Regions from separate parts of the Homo sapiens genome. Here region 2 is linked to region 1. Evidence: chromatin loops called from intact Hi-C (ENCODE). Cell type or tissue: GM12878. All regions are shown on one strand.

Region 1 (5,000 bases):
AAGAGGCTGCTACAGGCCAGACTCTTCTGCTTGGCTCAAAGCCCGGGGCGTTTTCCCATAATACTCTGTGTTAATCGCTGGTGGGTTTCAATGGTACAGAAAGAGGGAACCTCAATCACCAACCCCTGTTTTCTTTTCACACAAGAATGTGAGAAATCTGTAGACTGGATAGTCCCTTCCTTTCTCTGCTCTTCACGGCCAAGTGAGAAATTCTGCGCATCAAGAAAAGGGGAGAGAACTGAGCATGCGTCTCCTCTTAGACGCATCCTCCTCCCTTTCCTCAGAGCCTAAGCACTCACATCTCCTCGTTGTGAAAATGAAGGATTTGAATCTGGAAACGGGAAGCTGTGCACTCCAATCACATGATCCGTAGTAGCCGTAACTAACTTCGTTCCCGAGATGCACCATTTTACTAGGAGGCTGTTGCTTCATTTGGAACCCATTGCTTTGTCCTTTTCAGAGAGGTTTTGTCACCCAGAGGATCCATGTCAACACCAATGCCAGAAACCCACCTATCCTAAAGTCACCTCACTCAGGCACTGACTTAACTGTCAAACAATCGTCACTGATTTTATCTAAGCCACTCAGTAGGACTCCCTCTAACCAAACTGTCCCATCCCCTTGCATTTTTCTTTAAAGGTGCCATTCATTCCTCCAAGAGCATGCAGCATCTCATATCCGTAAGGTTTCTCATGCCTAGGCTGCAGGGCTCCCTGACACTTCCAGAGGCAATTTGTTCTTACTCTGCTCTCAAAACCGAGACCCAGTTCTGCCTTCTTTAGCGTGGGGTGCCTGCCTGCACCTGTTCTATGGCTCCTAATTCTCCTGGTGCTCTGTGTTTACTTCTCTTATAATGTTGACAGTACAGTGATGTAACTTCTGGCTTGCTTGACTGCCATTTTACAGATGAAGAAGCTGAGGCTGAGGAGGGTAAAAACTCTACCTCAGGCTGGGCGCGGTGGCTCACACCTGTAATCCCAGCACTTTGGGAGGCTGAGGCAGGCAGATCACAAGGTCAGGAGATCAAGACAATCCTGGCTAACATGGTGAAGCCCCGTCTCTACTAAAAATACAAAAAAAAAAAAAATTAGCCCGGCGTAGTGGTGGGCACCTGTAGTCCCAGCTGCTCAGGAGGCTGAGGCAGGATAATGGCGTGAACCCGGGAGACAGAGCTTGCAGTGAGCCGAGATCATGCCTGGGTGACAGAGCGAGACTCCGTCTCGAAAACAGAAAAACAAGAAACCAAAAAGCCCTACCTCAGTACCTCAGTCACCAAGAGGTAAGTGGCCGCTGCAGGCCAGACACTTCTGTTTGGCTCAAAGCCCAGGACGTTTTTCCACAGTATGTCCTTGAAACGCGATAGAAGTGTCTTCCTGGAGAGGGCAGAATGGTAACAGGACACCTCAGACAGGGGGATTCTTGAGGGCAGGGACTGTATTTTATTTGTCTTCTAATTGCAGCCCCAAGCAGAGTTACCGGAAGATAGCTGACATGTATTAAATGTTTGTGGAATAAGGAATACATGAAGAAGTCTATCATTCAATCAAAGAAAACTAAGTATCATTGGAGGTCTTTCCATTTTGGGGTCCAGTGGGTGTCCTTTGAGTCAAGAGCATGATCTTCAATAGACTTGGGGCCAGAAATGTGACATGTGTCTGAATCCAATCAGATCCAGTTAAGATCCACAAATGCTAGTCACTGGAATCTGCAGCCCTTGAATTAATTCTGTCCTTAGATTTGATAAGCCAATGTCAGATTTATTGTTGTTATTTATTATTCTGTCCCTCCAGGATGACATTAGGAACATACTGTCAAGAAAAGGATGATGCGTGTGCTGCAAAATGCAGGACAATTCACTTTCCAGGTGGGGTCTGGGGCCTGTGGCTTCTCTGTGAACTTTCTTTGTGTGCTGTGGAATATTTTCCAGCTGCAGCCTATTGTCCTGTGATTAGACTCTGGGGCTCCACAGGTAAGAGATGAACAATTCTAAGGGTAATTGAACACTCCACAAATTTTCACAGTGGATCAGCACTGTGCCATTTAGCCCAGGTATTTCTGTGATTGCGATGCTGAGAAAATGTACACCGTTAAGTGGTTGTCAAATCACTCTTTCATCTGAGCAAAACAGGACTTGTTATTTGCAGTCTAGGTCATAAAAGCAAGTGGTTTGGGGAAAATGGCTGCTTAGAGACTAAGAAAAAAGTTTTTGTTTGGAAATTTGAGTTCTTAAAATCCAGGCATCAAAGATTTCAAGGAGTAGAAAATACTTAAAAGTCTTTGCATTCTCTTCCCCTTTATTTGGTAAATACCATATAGATTGTTAGGGGCATAGCCAGCCTGGAACCAGGAGTTATAATGATATTATTCCCATTATACTGATGGAGAAATTGAGGCTTGTGGTCATATAGTTTTAAAGGAGGGACTCTGGGAGGCAAACTTGGGTCACCTGATTTCAAGCCTTATGTTTTCTCCAGACAAGTATGTCACTTTGTTTATTCTTGGGTTCGTTTAAAAATGCAAAAGAAATGTCATGCTCCTTTGAGAGCTTACAATTCATGACGGGATGTGACAGGCTACAACAACTCATGGCTAACTGCAATAACAGGCATGAAAGCCCTGACCAAGGAAAGAAGGTCTTTGCCCAACCTTGGTTGAAACAGTATAGGACAGAAAGGGGGCACCCACACCATCTGGAAGTTTTCACCAGTTCTTTGTCAAGAAAGAACATAATTTTGGTATTAAAACTTGTCATGGTTTGGTGGAAGGAACAACAGTACAAATGCATACCAAATTCATACTATGAAATTTGCCCATTTTGAGTATATAACATTGATTTTTATTATGAAAATATCTTAGTCAGCTTGGGCTGCTATAACCGAATAGCATGGACTGGGTGGTTTGAATAATAAACATTTATTTCTCACAGTTCTGGTGGCTGGAAGTCCAAGATCAGGATGCCAGCATGGTCAAGTTCTTGGTGAGGGCTCCCTTCCTGGCTTACAAACAGCCACTTCCTTACTTGGTAGAGAGAGGGAGCTCTGGCCCCTTCATCCCTTACAAGGACACTAATTTTCTTCAGAGGGGTTTCACCACCATGACCTCATCTGAGCCCATTTATGTCCCAAAGTCCCCACCTCTAAATACTATTGCATTGGGGATTAACTAGGGCTTCGATATGTCAATTTGGGGGAAACACTAATATTCAGTCCATAGCAGTAAATTATACCTTAATAAAGATTTTAAATATTAATTAAAAAATCTGCATTACCTACAGTTCTCATTCCAGAAAATGAGTCTCCCATTACTCAGTTGAGTCATTGATCAGCTTCATGAACTCCTGACTTAACAAATCCCTCTCTAGGTTTTTCGAGATGGATACCTGTGTTGGAGAGGGTTGACAGACCATTCTCTCCAAGATTCAGAGTATGTAAAATCAGAGAAGCAGCCGTCTTATAGGATGCTCTTTTAATAAAGCCTCATACATTTCTCTTTCAACAAATGTTTGTTGAGCATCTCCTCACTGCCTCTGGGTAATACAATACGGTGGCCAGAGTAAGAGCTCTGGAATCTGACTGTCTGGCTTCAAATTTCAGCCACTAACCTTGTAGATATGCAGCCTCTAAAGCTTAGGGAATGCCAGTACATGTTTCTAAGCCTCCAATTCCTCATCAATATATCAGGTGAAGGGCCAGCTTCTACTTCATTGGATAATTGAGAGGATTTAATAAGATGACGCCTGACAAATATTTAAATGAATTAGATGTATAAACAATATCTAAAGTAAGTTTTAGATACTAAGTGTTAACCACACAGGTGATAAAATACTTAAAAGTTTGTGCCCTGAACTGTAGGGACTCCTTGTTTAGAAGGGAAATAGGCAAATAAGCAATTTCAGTTCAGTGTGAAAAGTGCTCAGATAATGAAAAATACATTTGCTACAGAAGGAGAACCCAACCCTAGAAAACCTTCTGTGGAACTCTGAGTCAGGACAGTGATGTCTTCTCTTAAACGGTAAGAAATGTGCATGACTGAAGAAAGATAAGAAGTGTAGACTAGTGAAGAAAGGAAGAAAACATGTTAAATGTTACATGCAGCAAGGTACGTGTTTAACGTGAAACGTGAAACATACATTCCTGTGAAATGATGGTGTCCCAGTGACGGCAACAACCTAGAATTTTCTGAAAAGAACACTTTTCAGTTTCCCCATCTCTAGGTGGAAAAGCAAATAGCCCGAGTGTTTTAGGTTTACACAATCTAAACAATCCAGAGCATGTGAGCTGGAGGAATGCAGATGCTGGAATAGGTAAGCACTAGTGTGCTTTGCTGAACCCTCACCTCAAACCATGTTAAACAGTAGATATTTCATGAAGATAAGCAAGATAACCTCCAGCCATGTTAAACAGTAGATATTCCACAAAGATTAGTGTCCAGTAGTTTTTTGGTTTTTTTTTGAGACGGAGTCTCGCTCTGCTGCCCAGGCGCCATCTCGGCTCACTGCAAGCTCCGCCTCCTGGGTTCACGCCATTCTCCTGCCTCAGCCTCCCGAGTAGCTCGGACTATAGGCGCCCGCCACCACGCCCGGCTAATTTTTTGTATTTTTAATAGAGACGGGGTTTCACCGTGTTAGCCAGGATGGTCTCGATCTCCTGACCTCGTGATCTGCCTGCCTTAGCCTCCCAACGTGCTGGGATTACAGGCGTGAGCCACCGCGCCCGGCCAGTTTTTTTTTTTTTTTTTTTTTTTTTAAACTTATTTGATAGCAAATACAGCAGGTGTATTTCCTGCAGGACTTCTCAGGATGTCTCAGGATCTCTAAGATGCCAAGAAGCATCATGAAACTCAAGAGAGTTTGAGCTGCTTCCCATAGTATTTGGTTATGAAACAACTCATTTTATTCTTTTGCAGAATCTTGATGACTAGCATTTGGAGGAACACACCTTGGGAAATGGTGATTCTGTCCAAACTTTTTGTGTTATGGCTGTGAGAAATAGACTTACAGA
Region 2 (5,000 bases), 440 kb after region 1:
TATCCAATTTGCCAGTCTGTGTCTTTTAATTGGAGCATTTAGTCCATTTACATTTAAAGTTAGTATTGTTATGTGTGAATTTGATCCTGTCATTATGATGTTAGCTGGTTATTTTGCTCGTTAGTTGATGCAGTTTCTTCCTAGTCTCGATGGTCTTTACATTTTGGCATGATTTTGCAGCGGCTGGTACTGGTTGTTCCTTTCCATGTTTAGTGCTTCCTTCAGGAGCTCTTGTAAGGCAGGCCTGGTGGTGACAAAATCTCTCAGCATTTGCTTGTCTGTAAAGTATTTTATTTCTCCTTCACTTATGAAGCTTAGTTTGGCTGGATATGAAATTCTGGGTTGAAAATTCTTTTCTTTAAGAATGTTGAATATTGGCCCCCACTCTCTTCTGGCTTGTAGGGTTTCTGCCGAGAGATCTGCTGTTAGTCTGATGGGCTTCCCTTTGAGGGTAACCCGACCTTTCTCTCTGGCTGCCCTTAACATTTTTTCCTTCATTTCAACTTTGGTGAATCTGACAATTATGTGTCTTGGAGTTGCTCTTCTCGAGGAGTATATTTGTGGTGTTATCTGTATTTCCTGAATCTGAACGTTGGCCTGCCTTGCTAGATTGGGGAAGTTCTCCTGGATAATATCCTGCAGAGTGTTTTCCAACTTGGTTCCATTCTCCCCATCACTTTCAGGTACACCAATCAGACGTAGATTTGGTCTTTTCACATAGTCCCATATTTCTTGGAGGCTTTGCTCATTTCTTTTTATTCTTTTTTCTCTAAACTTCGCTTCTCACTTCATTTCATTCATTTCATCTTCCATCGCTGATACCCTTTCTTCCAGTTGATCGCATCGGCTCCTGAGGCTTCTGCATTCTTCACATAGTTCTCGAGCCTTGGTTTTCAGCTCCATCAGCTCCTTTAAGCACTTCTCTGTATTGGTTATTCTAGTTATACATTCTTCTAAATTTTTTTCAAAGTTTTCAACTTCTTTGCCTTTGGTTCGAATGTCCTCCCGTAGCTCAGAGTAATTTGATCGTCTGAAGCCTTCTTCTCTCAGCTCGTCAAAGTCATTCTCCATCCAGCTTTGTTCCGTTGCTGGTGAGGAACTGCGTTCCTTTGGAGGAAGAGAGGCGCTCTGCTTTTTAGAGTTTCCAGTTTTTCTGTTCTGTTTTTTCCCCATCTTTGTGGTTTTATCTACTTTTGGTCTTTGATGATGGTGATGTCCAGATGGGTTTTTGGTGTGGATGTCCTTTCTGTTTGTTAGTTTTCCTTCTAACAGAGAGGACCCTCAGCTGCAGGTCTGTTGGAATACCCTGCCGTGTGAGGTGTCAGTGTGCCCCTGCTGGGGGGTGCCTCCCAGTTAGGCTGCCCGGGGGTCAGGGGTCAGGGATCAGGGACCCACTTGAGGAGGCAGTCTGCCCATTCTCCGATCTCCAGCTGCGTGCTGGGAGAACCACTGCTCTCTTCAAAGCTGTCAGACAGGGACATTTAAGTCTGCAGAGGTTACTGCTGTCTTTTTGTTAGTCTGTGCCCTGCCCCCAGAGGTGGAGCCTACAGAGGCAGGCAGGCCTCCTTGAGCTGTGGTGGGCTCCACCCAGTTGGAGCTTCCTGGCTGCTTTGTTTACCTAATCAAGCCTGGGCAATGGCAGGCGCCCCTCCCCCAGCCTTGCTGCCGCCTTGCAGTTTGATCTCAGACTGCTGTGCTAGCAATCAGCGAGACTCCGTGGGTGTAGGACCCTCCGAGCCAGGTGCGGGATATAATCTTGTGGTGCTCCGTTTTTTAAGCCCGTTGGAAAAGCGCAGTATTCGGGGGGAGTGACCCGATTTTCCAGGTGCCGTCTGTCACCCCTTTCTTTGACTCAGAAAGGGAACTCACTGACCCCTTGCACTTCCCAAGTGAGGCAATGCCTCGCCCTGCTTCGGCTCGCGCACAGTGCGCGCACCCACTGACCTGTGCCTGCTGTCTGGCACTTCCTAGTGAGATGAACCCGGTACCTACGATGGAAGTGCAGAAGTCACCCGTCTTCTGCGTCGCTCACGCTGGGAGCTGTAGACCAGAGCTGTTCCTATTCGGCCATCTTCAAAAGTAAGTTTTTAAAAAACCTGCATGCGATACAATAAGATTTCTATAAATAAGGATATTGGAATAAAGGTAAAATACAGCTGGAATGCTAGGGTTTAGGTAGAGACATTTAGGTAGTAGAATGCACCCCCTAAAGCCCTATAATTTTTACCTTGTTCTGAGCTTCCTGAGAACTAAAGAAAAGTAAGACAGGGTTGGTTATATGATTCATGTCATCTATAAGCTAAAAATAAATCAGTTGATCTCCACAGTGGAGATCAAGATTGCATTAGATTAGGTCTGCCATGACAAAGTACCACAAACTGGGTGGCTCCAAACAGTAGAAGTGTATTTTATCACAATTCTGGAGGCTAAAGCTCTGAAAGCAAGATGTTGGGAAAACCAAGCTCTCTCTGAAATTTGCAGTGGAGAATCCTTCCTTGTCTCTTTTTAGCTGCTGGTGGTTCTTGGCATCCCTTGGCTTGTAGAAGCATCATCCCACTCCCTCCTTCATCTTCACATGATGTTCTCATTGCAGGTGTCCACATTTTCTCTTTTTACAATAACACTGGTTATTTTGGACTAGAGGCCCACCCTACTTCAGCATGTCTCCCTCTTAATTAATTACATCTGCAATGACCCTGTTTCCAAATAAAATCACATTCTGAGGTATTGGAGGTTAGAACTTCAAAGTGTGGGAACAATTTTTAACCCATGACAAGGATTAAGAAGGTTATGAGTGTAGGCTATGAGGCCAGACTGTCTTGCTGAAATCCAGACTCTAATACTTCTTAGCTGTGTGACCTCAGACAGTTTACTTCACCTCTCTGTGTCTTCATCTCCTAATTTGTAAAATGACATTCTTAAGGACATTTAACTCATGGATTTTTGTGAGAACTAACTGAAATAATATATGTAAAGTGATTGAAAAGTTGCTTAACACATAGAATGCACTCTATTCGCATCACACAGGTTGATAAAGACCAGGGGTCATTTCCAAGTTCATACTGCTACTGTGTGGTAAAAATGCATTTTGGGCCTTGGGCTTTCTCAGTGTAAACAAATGTATTTTCCTTTATATTCCAGCTTAGTTGATTGCTTTTGATATATTAGAATACATATGTATTCTAATTATATCTATATTATAAATATAGATATTTTAAAGACTGATGAAAGAAGAGAAGGAAAGAAAAAGGAAGGGAAAGAAGGAAGGAAGGAAGGAAGGAAAGAAAGAAAGAAAGAAAGAAAGAAAGAAAGAAAGAAAGAAAGAAAGAAAAAATGAAAGAAAGAAAGGAAGGAAGGAAAAGAAAGAAAGACAGAAGAAAGAAAGAAAAAGAAAGAAGAAAGAAAGAAAGAAAACTAGTTCCTTAAGAAAGTAGTGAATTGAATAAAGGCAGTTGTAAAATTAGCGCCAAAAGTAGTTGAACTATTGGTAAAAGACAATTAACCACCAACACACTACATAATCTGAAACTCTTGAGAATGGCTATTTTTTTTTCTGCTTTGTTCACTAATAAATTCTTGCTACTCAGAACAATGCCTGGCACAAAATAGATACCTAAGAAATATGTACTGAGCCCTGAATGTAAATGTGGAACTACTTTACAAATGGGCATATGCTTTAATCAAGAAATCTTGCTCTTAGTGATTTTCTTTAAGGAAACAATGAAAGCTAAGGAAAGGTTTAGTTATATTAATTTTTACTGAAGGATTGTATATAAAGCAAAAATGTTGGCAGCACCCTAAATGTACGTTAACAGGAAACAAGTTAAATAGATGACAGACCTGGAGTGATAAGATGGTATACCATCTCCAGCAGGGAAAATAATGGCTCCAAAGATGCCCCTGTCCTAATCTCCAGAACCCGTGACTTTGAAGATTTGATTAAGGTTAAAAAGCTTGAAACAGAGAAATTATCTTGGATTATGCAGGAGGGCCCAATCTAATTGCATATATCTCTAAAAGTGAAGAACGTTCCTGGGTGTGATCAGAGTAAGAGGTGATGGCGGAGGAAAGTCAGATAAATGCTACTTTGCTGGCCTTGAGGAAGGGGAAGGGGCATTAAGTCCGTTAATACAGATGGCCTCTAGAAACTAGAGAAGGCAAGGAGACAGATTCTTCCCTAGAGCTTCTGAAAGGAATGCAGCCCTGCTGACACGTTGATTTTAGCCCTGTGAGAACGATGTCAGATTCCTCACCCATAGGACTGTAAGAGAATAAATATATTTTTATTTAAGCCACGAAGTGTGTGGTCATTTGGTACAGCAGCAACAGGAAACTCATGCAGCATTCAAAGCTTTCTCATAACTAAGTAGGGCAGGAGCCTCACATAGATGCCTACAGCAGCCAAGCAGTTACATGCAATTGTGAGTCTGGACTATGATAAAACAGTAAATGATAAGCTTTTAAAATTGATACCAAGTCTGCCACATGCTGTCCAGTTACTTAGTCTGTCAAGATACTATGCAAAAAAACAGAAAAATAACTGTGAGCCATGCATCTCTAACCTCTACTGTAGTGGAAAATTTATGAGCATGAGCGAATGCTCACAATATATTTTTAAAGAAAAGTAGCTGCTTTTAAAATAGCAGATGCAGTAGAATTTTTTTTTAATCTTGTAATTGTATTTACATAGAAAAAGATTTGGAAGGATATGATCTCACACAGTAATCGTCTGGGAGGATAAGACAAGTTTTAATTTTTTTTGCTTCTCTGTATATTTTAATTTCTTTATAATGGGTGTATATCATTTTAAATATAAACTACAAGTTAAATAGAGAAAGGGGAGGTGAATCACCCCAACCTGGCAGAGTAGGCAGTGGACCAGCTTGCCTGACCTGACAATCTCAGTGTGAGCTGCATTCCAGGCTGTCACCAATTATTCCCTTCTCTCCTGGGTGCTGGTGACAATTGCTTTTGGTGCCATTTCAGCCATGCCTTATTCA

The links. Hi-C counts contacts between places; a loop is a spot of excess contacts. Peaks named below come from ENCODE experiments on the same cell type or tissue, not always from the same donor. Only the 100,000 strongest peaks of a DNase experiment are listed, where the experiment ranks them.
Region 2: a loop joins it to region 1, with 3 times the contacts of the local background. A loop is called at or near these places in 1 of 110 quality-filtered maps.

The regions. Positions count from the first base shown.
Region 1 is chr4:10,619,874-10,624,873 of GRCh38, forward strand. The region is part of intron 2 of CLNK (cytokine dependent hematopoietic cell linker); the gene reads right to left. LOC105374480 (a long non-coding RNA gene) reads left to right here and starts at 1,175. Exons shown (of 5, transcript XR_001741593.2): 1 at 1,175-1,279; 2 at 1,461-1,969; 3 at 2,927-2,977; 4 at 4,906-5,000. In GM12878, a CTCF peak has its summit at 3,033; a DNase peak (open chromatin) is centred at 3,078.
Region 2 is chr4:11,064,865-11,069,864 of GRCh38, forward strand. No RefSeq gene overlaps it. Among named protein-coding and RNA genes, the nearest start is that of MIR572, 300 kb to the right of the region's middle. RefSeq lists an enhancer at 1,112-1,758. In GM12878, no CTCF peak of the experiment used is centred here; no DNase peak of the experiment used is centred here; H3K4me3 peaks cover 489 bases.